Regions from separate parts of the Homo sapiens genome. Here region 2 is linked to region 1. The links are chromatin contacts, found by Hi-C or POLR2A ChIA-PET in ENCODE. All regions are on one chromosome and are shown on one strand. Each heading gives the region's core, a stretch centred on a gene start or an enhancer-like site at or near the end of the contact. The rest is flanking DNA. Distances are from core to core; before and after follow the strand shown. Region 1 holds the start of LRIG2-DT (LRIG2 divergent transcript). Region 2 overlaps HIPK1 (homeodomain interacting protein kinase 1).

What was found. Hi-C counts contacts between places; a loop is a spot of excess contacts on that map. ChIA-PET counts read pairs that join two places held with the same protein, here RNA polymerase II (POLR2A). Pooled maps may share reads with other maps.
Region 2: a pooled map shows a loop between it and region 1 (3-fold over the local background). The contact joins the enhancer-like site here to the promoter of LRIG2-DT in region 1. A Hi-C loop is called at or near these places in 1 of 37 single-sample maps with no recorded cell type and 2 of 50 pooled maps. POLR2A ChIA-PET finds 5 or more read pairs at or near these places in 3 of 52 experiments (CD4-positive, alpha-beta T cell, CD4-positive, alpha-beta memory T cell and T-cell).

The regions. Positions count from the first base shown.
Region 1 is chr1:113,071,592-113,077,031 of GRCh38, forward strand. It overlaps LRIG2-DT (LRIG2 divergent transcript), which reads right to left and starts at 1,511. Exons shown (of 3, transcript NR_103777.1): 1 at 1,348-1,511. It overlaps LRIG2 (leucine rich repeats and immunoglobulin like domains 2), which reads left to right and starts at 1,607. Exons shown (of 18, transcript NM_014813.3): 1 at 1,607-2,054. The coding sequence starts at 1,816. RefSeq lists enhancers at 1,078-1,327, 1,386-1,919, 1,578-1,887, 1,920-2,451, 2,068-2,127 and 1 more.
Region 2 is chr1:113,943,973-113,949,345 of GRCh38, forward strand. The region is part of intron 2 of HIPK1 (homeodomain interacting protein kinase 1); the gene reads left to right. Among named protein-coding and RNA genes, the nearest start is that of HIPK1-AS1, 17 kb to the left of the region's middle. Within about 2 kb of position 3,523, at least 5 of the 41 ENCODE cell types and tissues checked have a DNase peak (open chromatin) inside an H3K27ac peak, as active enhancers do; they include CD4-positive, alpha-beta T cell, where a contact is called at or near this core.

The DNA of each region.
Region 1 (5,440 bases), core at 261-2,760:
TGGCCAAAAAGGCAAAACCCCGTCTCTACTAAAAATACAAAAATTAGCCGGGCATGGTGGTGCACACCTGTAGTCCCAGCTACTAGGCAGGCTGAGGCAGGAGAATCGCTTGAATACGGCAGGCAGAGATTGCAGTGAGCCACTTACTGCGGAGGATACAGGTTAGAGAGCATTAATTTCTAATGGCCCCATTTGGTATAGTTTCATAGGAAAGCTCTGAAACTATAATGTAGAAAGGAACTAAACTGCCTCCTTTTTTTTTTTGTAAGGTTCCTGCCTATGCCGGATTTCTTACCAGAGTTTGTTAAGTCTGCTCAACAGCTAAGGGAAGAAGGCTAAGAGTAAGTTTCATTCCGCTGTCTTGGCTTTAAAAGTTTGGTTTGGACTGTAGCATTGGATATGGCCTTGTTTCCAATATATACTTCAATATTAAAAAAAAAAAACAGAAAAAGGTTTTTAAAAACATAATTATGACTCCATAATCTGCCATGGGAAAGATTGCTTTCAGTTACTTTCTATGAGAACCCTAACCTAGGCATTATCATTCTTTTTAACCTGCTCAGATTTTCAATTTATGTCAGAAAACCCATGTTAATGTCGAACCTGCCCCTGCCTCAAGAGTAACTTGGTTTAACCTCTTGGGGCTTGTTGCATCATCAGCAATAATTGTCTTGCCAATGTCACAGTCACTGAAGGAGCAAACAAGATAACAGATGCAAACGCCCTTTGAAAAGTTCACTACGTATAAGTGAACCATCACTATTATTCTCAAAGTCTTATTTACAACCTTGGATGGCTGAATGAGCATAAGATGGCCAGACTTCACTGTTCCTAGTAAGTTTTCCATAGCCTCTGCTTTAGGAGAAATAAATTTCCTCACATCCAGTCTTTGCTTTGTTGACTGCTCAACACCCTCTTGTCTCGCTTGCTTTTCTGAGAGTGACCTTGACAGCATCCCTCCAAAGAGAAGGGTATTTCCTTTATATAGACATGCAGGTGCAGTCCCACCAAAATTTATTGAACTCCAAGCTAGAACAAAAGGTGGAGGTGCACCGATGAAGAAACAGGGCCTCTGCCTTCAGGAGCTTACAAGGCCATTAACAGAGAGTGATATTGATCTTATGCAAATGGCAGTTGCCGCCTACTTGCAGAAGAGCAGGGGCTACAGCCAAGCAGCAGGGGGCAGAAGAGGCTCGAGCTCGGCTCTGGAGGCCGATCTGGCCAAAGCCAGGATAGAAGCTCCCGTGACCCATTCGTGTGTGCGACTTGGAAGGCAGCCCTTCTGCCACTCCCCTTTCTTAAAGCCCAGAGCAAATAAAAGATCCTTTTCTACTACAGTAGATATACCTGTAGTCAGGACTTTGAACTCACAGCTATTCGCCGCACCATTCCCTCTTAAGGAACTACTGCGCCCTCCAGCGGAAGAACAGCGGCGGAACTCCACAGCGGCAGCTAAAATCCCTGAACGCTTTAAAGTCCTTCTCCTCAAGATACTCGGCTGCGTCTGGCCCCGCCCCTCACTGAGTTCCGCCCCGGGCGCAACCTCATCTTATGGCACCGATTGGCTGGCCCCTGTGCGTGAGGACGTTGCGCCGTGGGGAGGGGCGGACGAGAGGTGTCCGTCAGGCCGTGTGTCCCAGGCCGTCGACCCCGCTGTCGCGCTGCGTCTGCTCCTTGCATGCCTTTAGATGGTACAGCCTTCAGCCGGGGCTTCGGGAGACAGTGCAGCCACCGAGCATCTCTGCTGAGCTTCTCCGCCGATCCTCCTTTTCTAGCAGGCAGCTCTTCTAGGCCACGTCCAGGTCGAGGGGGAAAATGGCGCCGGCGCCCCTAGGCGTCCCGGAGGAGCAGTTGCTGGGGTGTCGATCTAGAGTGCTTTCTCGGTTACTCTTCATTGCCCAGACCGCTCTCCTCCTGTTGCCCGCCGCCGGAGCAGGTCTCTGCCCCGCGCCCTGCTCCTGCCGCATTCCTCTCCTGGACTGCAGTCGCAGGAAATTGCCCGCACCGAGCTGGAGGGCGCTGTCGGGCTTGCTGCCCCCCGACACCGCTATCCTGTGAGTAGAGCGGCCAGGCAGAGTGACCAAAAGGAGGGGGAGCCTTCCCTCTACAGGGGGCAGGCAGGAGGGAGACAGGCCTGGTCGGAGGGTGTGGTCGAGAGCCTAAGCTCTGAAGGAAACTGCCGTCAGGATTTTATGAACTTTGTTTTAGGTGGTGGGAGCCTAAAAAAGCCGGTGTTAAGGTTTCTGGAGAATTGTATGAAGACGAGGGTTAAGATTCTTGGGGCCAAGGAGTCTGTGATTTCCTCAACTGGGGAGGAAATGGGGCGGGCATATTTAATGGTAAGGACTCACGGGTCCTGGGCACCAGCATTGACTTTGGATGGTTGGTGGGGCGGGGGGTGGGTTGAGCACGGAACAGTGCTTTCTGCTTATCTTGAGCTGCATGATTTGGTGTGTACCTCAGACTTAGTGGTCCTCAGGCACGTGATTTTATAATCACAATCGCCAAAGACCTATGAACTGTCTTTAGTCCTTAGTTCGCATGTTGGCTGATTTTGTGCTGCAGTTTTGATACTTAACAGGGTTGAAAAGTTCATTATGATGAATCAGGAGATCCTGTAATTCAGAATATCTTTGTAAGTAGCATTCTTGATCTAATTTAAACTTCACTGTAAAGAGGAGGAGTATTTTTTGCAGAACCATTTGATGCTTTGTTTTCAGCGCATCTTCTTGTGGCAAAGAACCCAAAAATCAGTTCTGCTTATTTATGTAGGTAAAGCAGGTACAACGGTTGAATGAATTCTGGAGTTTCCACTGTTGAGTTTTCACTTTGACAGGTCTTTATTAGACAGTGGAACTTGGAGGGCTCCTTAGTCTGAGTCAGCCTGGTGGTATTAGGAACAACAGCAGGTATTAAATGCTGCAATTATGGGGCTTCTTAACCACTAACATACAGTTATTTCTCGTCACTAACTGAGCAGCACGTTTATTAACTGACAGATTTCTGATGGAGTCGTTAAGAAAGAGTCATCAATGGGCCAGGCGCGGTGGCTCACGCCTGTAATCCCAGCACTTTGGGAGGCCGAGGCGGGCCGATCACGAGGTCAAGAGATCGAGACCATCCTGGCCAACATGGTGAAACCCCGTCTCTACTAAAAATACAAAAAAATTAGCTGGGTGTGGTGGTGTGCGCCTGTAGTCCCAGCTACTCGGGAGGCTGAGGCAGGAGAATCGCTTGAACCCGGGAGGTGGAGGTTGCAGTGAGCTGAGATCACGCCACTGCACTCCAGCCTGAAAACAGAGCGAGACTCCGTCTGGGGGGAGGGAGGGTCGGGGAGGAAGAGGGGCCGGGTGCGGTGGCTCACGCTTGTAATCCCAGCACTCTGGGAGGCTGAGGCGGGCTGATCACCTAAGGTTGGGAGTTCGAGACCAACCTGACCAACATGGAGAAACCCCATCTCTACTAAAAATGCAAAGTTAGCTGGGTGTGGTGGCGCGTGCCTGTAATACTAGCTACACCCTGAGGCAGGAGAATCACTTGAACCCGGGAGGGCGAGGTTGGAGTGAGCCGAGATCGTGCCATTGCACTCCAGCCTGGGCAACAAGAGTGAAACTCTGTCTCAAAAAAAAAAAGAGTCATCACTAAAAAAATAGGTTGAAGTGCAATTAAAATATGAGAGGCTGCTTGGATTTTTATTGGAAATAGAATACAAATAAGAGGTGTTGCGGAGTTTAAGAAGTATTTATATATTTGCAAATAGGTTAGCACAGATAGGAAAGAAAGCTACCTCATGTAGTCATTGAAAAAATTAACATAAATAATCAAATCTTTTAGTAAACATAGAACTGCAGTGTAGTAAGATGCTTTCTCTTTCATGGTAGTGACACCTGTAGTCACTTCTGGTTTTATTGACCCAAATTTAAAAACTCCTATCAGTGTGCAGTGTAGTGTCAGTTAAACCTAGCACAGCCTCTTTGTTATGCAGCAAGTGCCTTTTTCTAAGACATTCTTGGAAGAGCTACCTGATTATAACAATAAGTCTGGCACAGATTTGACAAAACAGCTTCATTTAGCTGTAATTGGAATGAATGTGGCCTATACTTTTTTTTTTTTTTTTTTTTGAGATGGAGTCGCGCTCTTGTTGCCCAGGCTGGAGTGCAATGGTGTGACCTCGGCTCCCTGCAACCTCTGCTTCCCAGGTTCAAGCGATTCTCCTGCCTCAGCCTCCCAAGTAGCTGGGATTACAGGCGTGCGCTACCATGCCTGGCTAATTTTTCATATTTTTAGTAGAGGTGGGGTTTCACCATGTTGGCCAGTCTGGTCTTAAACTCCTGATGTCAGGTGATCCACCCACCTCAGCCTCCCAAAGTGCTGGGGTTACAAGCATGAGCCACCAAGCCCGGCCTGGCCTACTTTTTTTTTTTTTTTATTTAAGAGAGAGTCTTGCTCTGTCACCCAGGCTGGAGTGCAGTGGCACGATCTCGGCTCAGTGCAGCCTCTGCCTCCTGGGTTCCAGTGATTCTCCTGCCTCAGACTCCCAGGTAGCTGGGATTACAGACTTGAGCCAGTATGCCCACCTAATTTTTGTATTTTCAGTAGAGACGGGGTTTCACCATGTTGGCCAGGCTGGTCTTGAACTCCTGACCTCAGGTGATCTGCCCACCTTGGCCTCCCAAAGTGCTAGGATTACAGGCACGAGCCACTGCGCTTGGCCACAGCCGGGCCTACATTTAAGATTCTCCGTTGGTTGGTAAACATTTAGAAGTAATTTTATGTAAGATATATTTTTGTGTTAAGGTTTGATTTTTGTTTAATCAAGACCAATTGCCTAGAGCCAAGTGACATTCAGAATTTTTAATGTCCTATAATGAAATGACATTTTCAGTTGAAGTGAAATGACTTAGAGAACAATTCAGTTGTAGAAATGTAATTGGATGGAAGTCTTACATTGGTAGAACTCTTAGAATATTAAAAGATAGTACCGTACTATTTTAAATTGAGAAATGAAACATTCTTCAGCAGTTGCCTTTAGCTATAAAACCACCCAGTACATTTGGGTTTCTTTATGTAATTTTGAATGTTGAAATACATGTAATGCTTTAAATATATTAGGGATTCAAATATATGCTCAAACTTGTGACCATCAAAATGATTATGGACAAAATTCATTAATACTGATTTTTGGAAACATACTCAGATACTGTCTTTATGCTTCTCTGTATGAGAAACTCTCTAGAATATTATTTGATCATTCAGAGCTTGACTGGGTTCTCTGTGGGTATAGAGCTCTGTTTCACATTATTCTGATTACACACACATACACAGCATTGAAAGACTAGGTTTATGACTCAACTTCTTATTTTGCAAAGTAACTTTGTTAGAACCCCTTTCCCCCAATGATGTGTTGTCTTGGTCATTTCATGATAGTACCAAAACATTA
Region 2 (5,373 bases), core at 2,273-4,772, 870 kb after region 1:
CCTGGCTAATTACTATTATTTTATTTTTTGTGGCGACAGTGTTTTGAGGGTCTCATTTTGTTGCCCAATCTGGTCTCAAACTACTGGCCTCAAGCCATCCTCCTGCCTCAGTCTCCCAAAGTTCTGGGATTACAGGTGTGAACTACCACTCCTGGCCTTGTTTTGTTTTTTAAATAATAGCCATGGGTTTTTTTTTTTTTTTTTTTTTTTTTTTTTGAGATGGAGTTTCACTCTTGTTGCCTAGGCTGGAGTGCAGTGGTGCGATCTCGGCTCACTGCAGCCTCTGCCTCCCAGGATTCTCCTGCCTCAGCCTCCCGAGTAGCTGGGATTACAGGTGCCTGCCACCACACCCAGCTAATTTTTGTATTTTTAGTAGAGATGGGGTTTTACCATGTTGGCCAGGCTGGTCTCGAACTCCTGACCTCAGGTGATCTGCCCACCTTGGCCTCCCAAAGTGCTGGGATTACAGGCATGAGCCACTATGCCTGGCCAATAATAGTTTTTTTTTGTTTTTTTTTTGTTTTTTTTTTGAGATGGAGTCTTGCTCTGTTGCCAGGCTGGAGTGCAGTGGCACAATCTCGGTTCACTGCAACCTCCACCTCACAGGTTCAAGCAGTTCTCCTAGCTTGGCCTCCTGAGTAGCTGGGAATACAGGTGCCACCATGCCCAGCTAATTTTTGTATTTTTAGTAGAGACAGGGTTTCACCATGTTGGCCGGGATGGTCTCGATCTCTTGACCTCGTGATGAAGTGCTGGGATTACAGGCATGAGCCACCGGGCCCGGTCAATAATAGCCATTCTTATGGGTGTGAAGTGGTATCTCATTGTGGTTTTGATTTGTATTTCCCTAATGATTAATGATGTTGAGCATTTGTTTTATTTTGTTTTGTTTTGAGACAGAGTCCCACTTTGTCACCCAGGCTGGGGTGCAGTTGTGCAATCATGGCTTACTGCAGCCATGACCTCTCAGGCTCAAGCAGTCCTCCCACCTTAGCCTTTCGGGTACCTGAGACTACGGGCATGCACCCCCACACCTGACTAGTGTTTTGTATTTTTAGTAGAGACGGGGTTTCACTGTGTTGCCCAGGCTGGTCTCAAACTCATAGGCTCAAGTGATATGCCCGCCTCGGCAACCCAAAGTGCTGGGATTACAGACATGAGCCACCATGCCCAGCCTGGCATTTTTTTATGTGCCCGACATCTGTATATCTTCTTTGGAGAAATGTCTATTTAAGTCCTTTCCTCATTTCTTGAATTGGGCTTTTTGTTGTTGAGTTGTATACTCTATATACTTAATTTTCATCTATTCCTTGGGTTGCCTTTTTACCTGTTGATAGTGTTTGACACAGAAAAGTTTTTAACTTTGGTGAAGTGCAGTTTGTCTACTTTTTCTTTGGTTGCTTGTGCTTTTGGTGACATATCCAAGAAGTCACTGTTAAGTCGAAATCATACAGATTTTCCCCTATGTTTTCTGCTAAGAGTTTTATAGTTTTAGCTCTTATATTTTGGTCTTTGATTCTTTGTTGATTTTTGTCTATGGTCCAAGGTACAAATCCAGTGTAATTCTTTGGCATGTGACTATTCAGTTCTTCAAACACCATTTGCTAAGAAGATTGTCCTTTCTGCATTGGGTGGTTTGGGCACCCTTGTTGGAATCATTTGAACATATATACAAATAATTCTTATCTTCTATTGCTTTCCCATTTTCAATGTTGGGCTCTCTATTCCATTAATCTATATATGTCTTTATGCCAGTACCACATTGTTTTGATTATTGTAGCTTTGTAGTAAGTTTGAAATCAGGAAGTGTGAGACCTCCAACTTTGTTCTTTTTCAAGATTGTTTTGGCTATTTGGGGTCTTTGAGGGTCCATATAAATTTTAGGATGGGTTTTTCTATTTTATACAAAAACCATAATTGCTTTTTATTAAGGATAGCGATGAATCTGTAGATGACTTTGGGTAGTATTGACAGCTTAATAGTAAGTCAGTCCATCCTTATTTCTTTATATCTTTTCACAGTTTTATAAAACTGGTATTTTTTACTTGAGGTAAGGTAAATAAACTCTTAGAGCCTTTGTTTTCTGGTTTTATGCTGCCCTAGGCAACCTTGGCTAACTTTAAGAATGTCATCTCCATTTATTTATTTATGCCTTGGGAGATTTAGGTTCCAACTACATTTGCTTTTTAATGCTCTCCTTTGAGCAGTCTCACCACCAGCCACACCAACATAACATATATATAACATACTCTACAGGTGCACTGAAGAATTCAGCGCAGCATCCCATTTTGAGTCCTCAGGAGGGACTAGGCAGACCACAGCTGAAGGAAGAGGGCTGATCAGCTCTTCCTTTCTGTCTTGACTCTGTGCCTGCAGGTGTTCTTTAACTATTTGTTTGCCCTGTCAAAGACAAAGTGCATTCTCTTGTGATAACAGAGTAGTTTTTAAATTGAAAAAGGGAGAGCAATAGGAGATAAAAATTATTTGGCTTTGTTATAATTGGGGCATGTTAATACAAAATAAAATGAATTATTTGGCTGCTTAGCTTTCTGTAATGTGTAATTCATTTGAATAATTTTCAGTGTTAGGTTGCTGATCTTTGTATTTTTTATCCTTTTAATTTAAGCTGTCAATTGATTCATTTTGGTTTTGTTTTTTATAGAAACTAAGGTTTTCAAATCTTCAAAGTTACCCTTCGACAAAGCTTTCTTTAAATTCACTGCAATATAGTTGTTGACTATAATTTTAAGTGGAGCTAAGTTTGCCTCTTAAAAACAGGAGTTCATTCTGTGTATTACTGAGTAATTACTCTGTATACTGAAGTTCAGTGCCCAGGGCTTGACAGTGTTTAGGATTTAACATGAGTGTTCTGTTGTGTCACAGTAATACTTGATAATGAGCCTAAGGCAGATGGAACAGCAGCTCAGGCATTCCTTCTTTATCACTAGTTTTACCCGCAGTGGTCCTCTTAAGCTTCTTTGATGTTGCTTTGTTGCCATATTAGAGTCCATTAAGTCCTCACCCTTCTGTCTTTCAAAAAACCTCTGTGAAATCTGTTTGGCTGGTGAAGCATTTTGACTCCAAAGCTAGTCCTTCTCTTACCCACCTTTTTAGTTTACCTTGCTTTGTCTTTCTGATAATATGCCAGTATTATCAGCTCACATAAATTTGCCAACTTGCTGTGTCCATTGGCCCTGGGCATGGCTAAATGATTCAGGCAGTGGAAATAATATACTTTACTCTCTGGCTCACTGTAAATGTGCACAGACTCCAAGCAAAGCTCCTGTCTTTCGGGCTTGAGTTTTAGAGACAAAGGTTTGCCATGCTTACAGGCTGAATGTTTTTCCCTACTGAACAAACTAGCCAGCCTTTATTTCAAGCTGAATCACTTTGTTACTTACGGAAGGAAAAGGTCTAGAGAAGGAAAACGTATCTTCCATTTATCCTAGACAAACAAATAATCTAATTTCCTCTGGCAGTCAAAATATAGTTTCACCTAAGCCACTGATGCAGGAAGTTAGGTTTTATGTAACCTCTCTAATTGGTAAGTAAGTAGGTTTGATGTCTCTGAGATAGGAAGAAAGAAACGAAAATGTTCATGAAAATAATCAGAGTGATTTGTGTTAAGTGATCCTAACCTTAGCTTGCTCTGGGTGCCAGTGAAATTAACCTCAACAATGTTGGTTGGAAGAATTTTTCAACTTAAAGAAGTTTGAAGTTGGGGAATCAAAAGGCAGGGATTGTTGTTTCTATCACTTAGCTGTAATAACCAGAGCCTGTTTAGTATTTGTTTTTTAAGGATGGGATGTGTCTTCAAAGAGGAGACTTGCCATGTTCAAAGCACAATTAATGCCATTTTCCTACTGAAGTGAACACTGCCAGTTTTTAACAGTTTCTTTCACTTTCCTGTGCTTCTGTAGATAACCTTTTTTACTGCCCAGTTGTTGGAATGTTACAGCTGGAAAGGGACCTAGAAGAGTAATTATCTAACTCTGTTTCCTTATTACACAAATGAGGTAGAACCAGAGTTTTACGTGTCTGTAGAGTTTATATTGAGGGATTAAGAAATAAGGAGGCCAAGAGGAAAGATGTAATGAAAATAATTCTAATAATTATAATCTGGATTCACAGTTTAAAGTATTCAGTCCTTAGAGATAAACCTGCTCTAGTGATGCCTTACTGTTCAGTAAAGTAGAAAATAACTTGTCTTTTTGCTTCGTAGAGTTTGGGTAAGTCTAACATTTATAGGCCCAAATAATACAAAACCCTCAGTGAACTAAGCAGCCTTACTGCTTTTTTGTTTGTTTTTGAGACAGGGTCTCAGGCTGGAGTGCAGTGGCGCAATCATGGCTCACTGCAGCCTTGACCTCCTGGGCTCAAGTGATCCTTCCACCTCAGCTTCCTGAGTAGCTAGAACTGCAGGCATGCACCACCATACCTGGCTAATTTTTTAAATTTTTTTGGTAGAGATTGGGTCTTGCTGTGTTGCCTAGGCTGGTCTCAAACTCCTGCTCAAGTGATCCTCCTGCCTTGGCTTCCCAAAGTGCTGGGATTATAGGTGTGAACCGCCGTTTCTGGCCGTATTTTTTTTTTTTTTAAACTGCTTTCCTTTTTTTGTTTTTCCTTTTGCTATTTGCCTTTTTATAAGGTAGATACGGTAGAGTTGCTGTTTTGACTGAGCTTTTGCTGGAAGTCCTTAGCTGCTTTTGTCACTCCAAAAGCAGGGTGAGACCAAATGAAAAAACTTTCAGCTAATCTTCAGTTTTTTTTTTTAATTAAATGGGACTTGGGGGCTGTGGAAGTGATATTTTCCTTAATTTCCCAGAAAACTTTAAGCTCGAGACAGTTATCATATATTATTGCTACCTTTTTTATTTTTTTCTGAGACGGAGTTTCGCTCTTACGCCCAGTCTGGAGTGAATTGACGTAATCTTGGCTCACTGCAACCTCTGCCCCCCGGGTTCAAGCGATTCTCCTGCCTCAGCCTCTGGAGTAGTTGGGATTACAGGCGCCTGCCACCATGCCCAGCTAATTTTTGTATTTTTAGTAGAGACTGGGTTTCATCATGTTGGCCAGGCTGGACTTGAACTCCTGACCTCAGGCCATCCACGTGCCTTGGCCACCCACAGTGCTAGGATTATAGGCGTGAGCCACCGCGCCTGGCCTGTTATCGCTACCTTTTAAAGAAGAAAGTTATAGAGTGGCCTGGCCATTCTCTGTGACCTACCTTTTGGACTTTAAAATGTCTTTCTAGTATGGTAGGAATAGCAAAATCAATATGCTGCCCTCCAATTGATGCTTTGGAATGTTCTAAACCCAGTTTTTATTTTGGCTCATTGCCAGTTGTGCTCCCCCTGCCAGCTATTTTTGGCA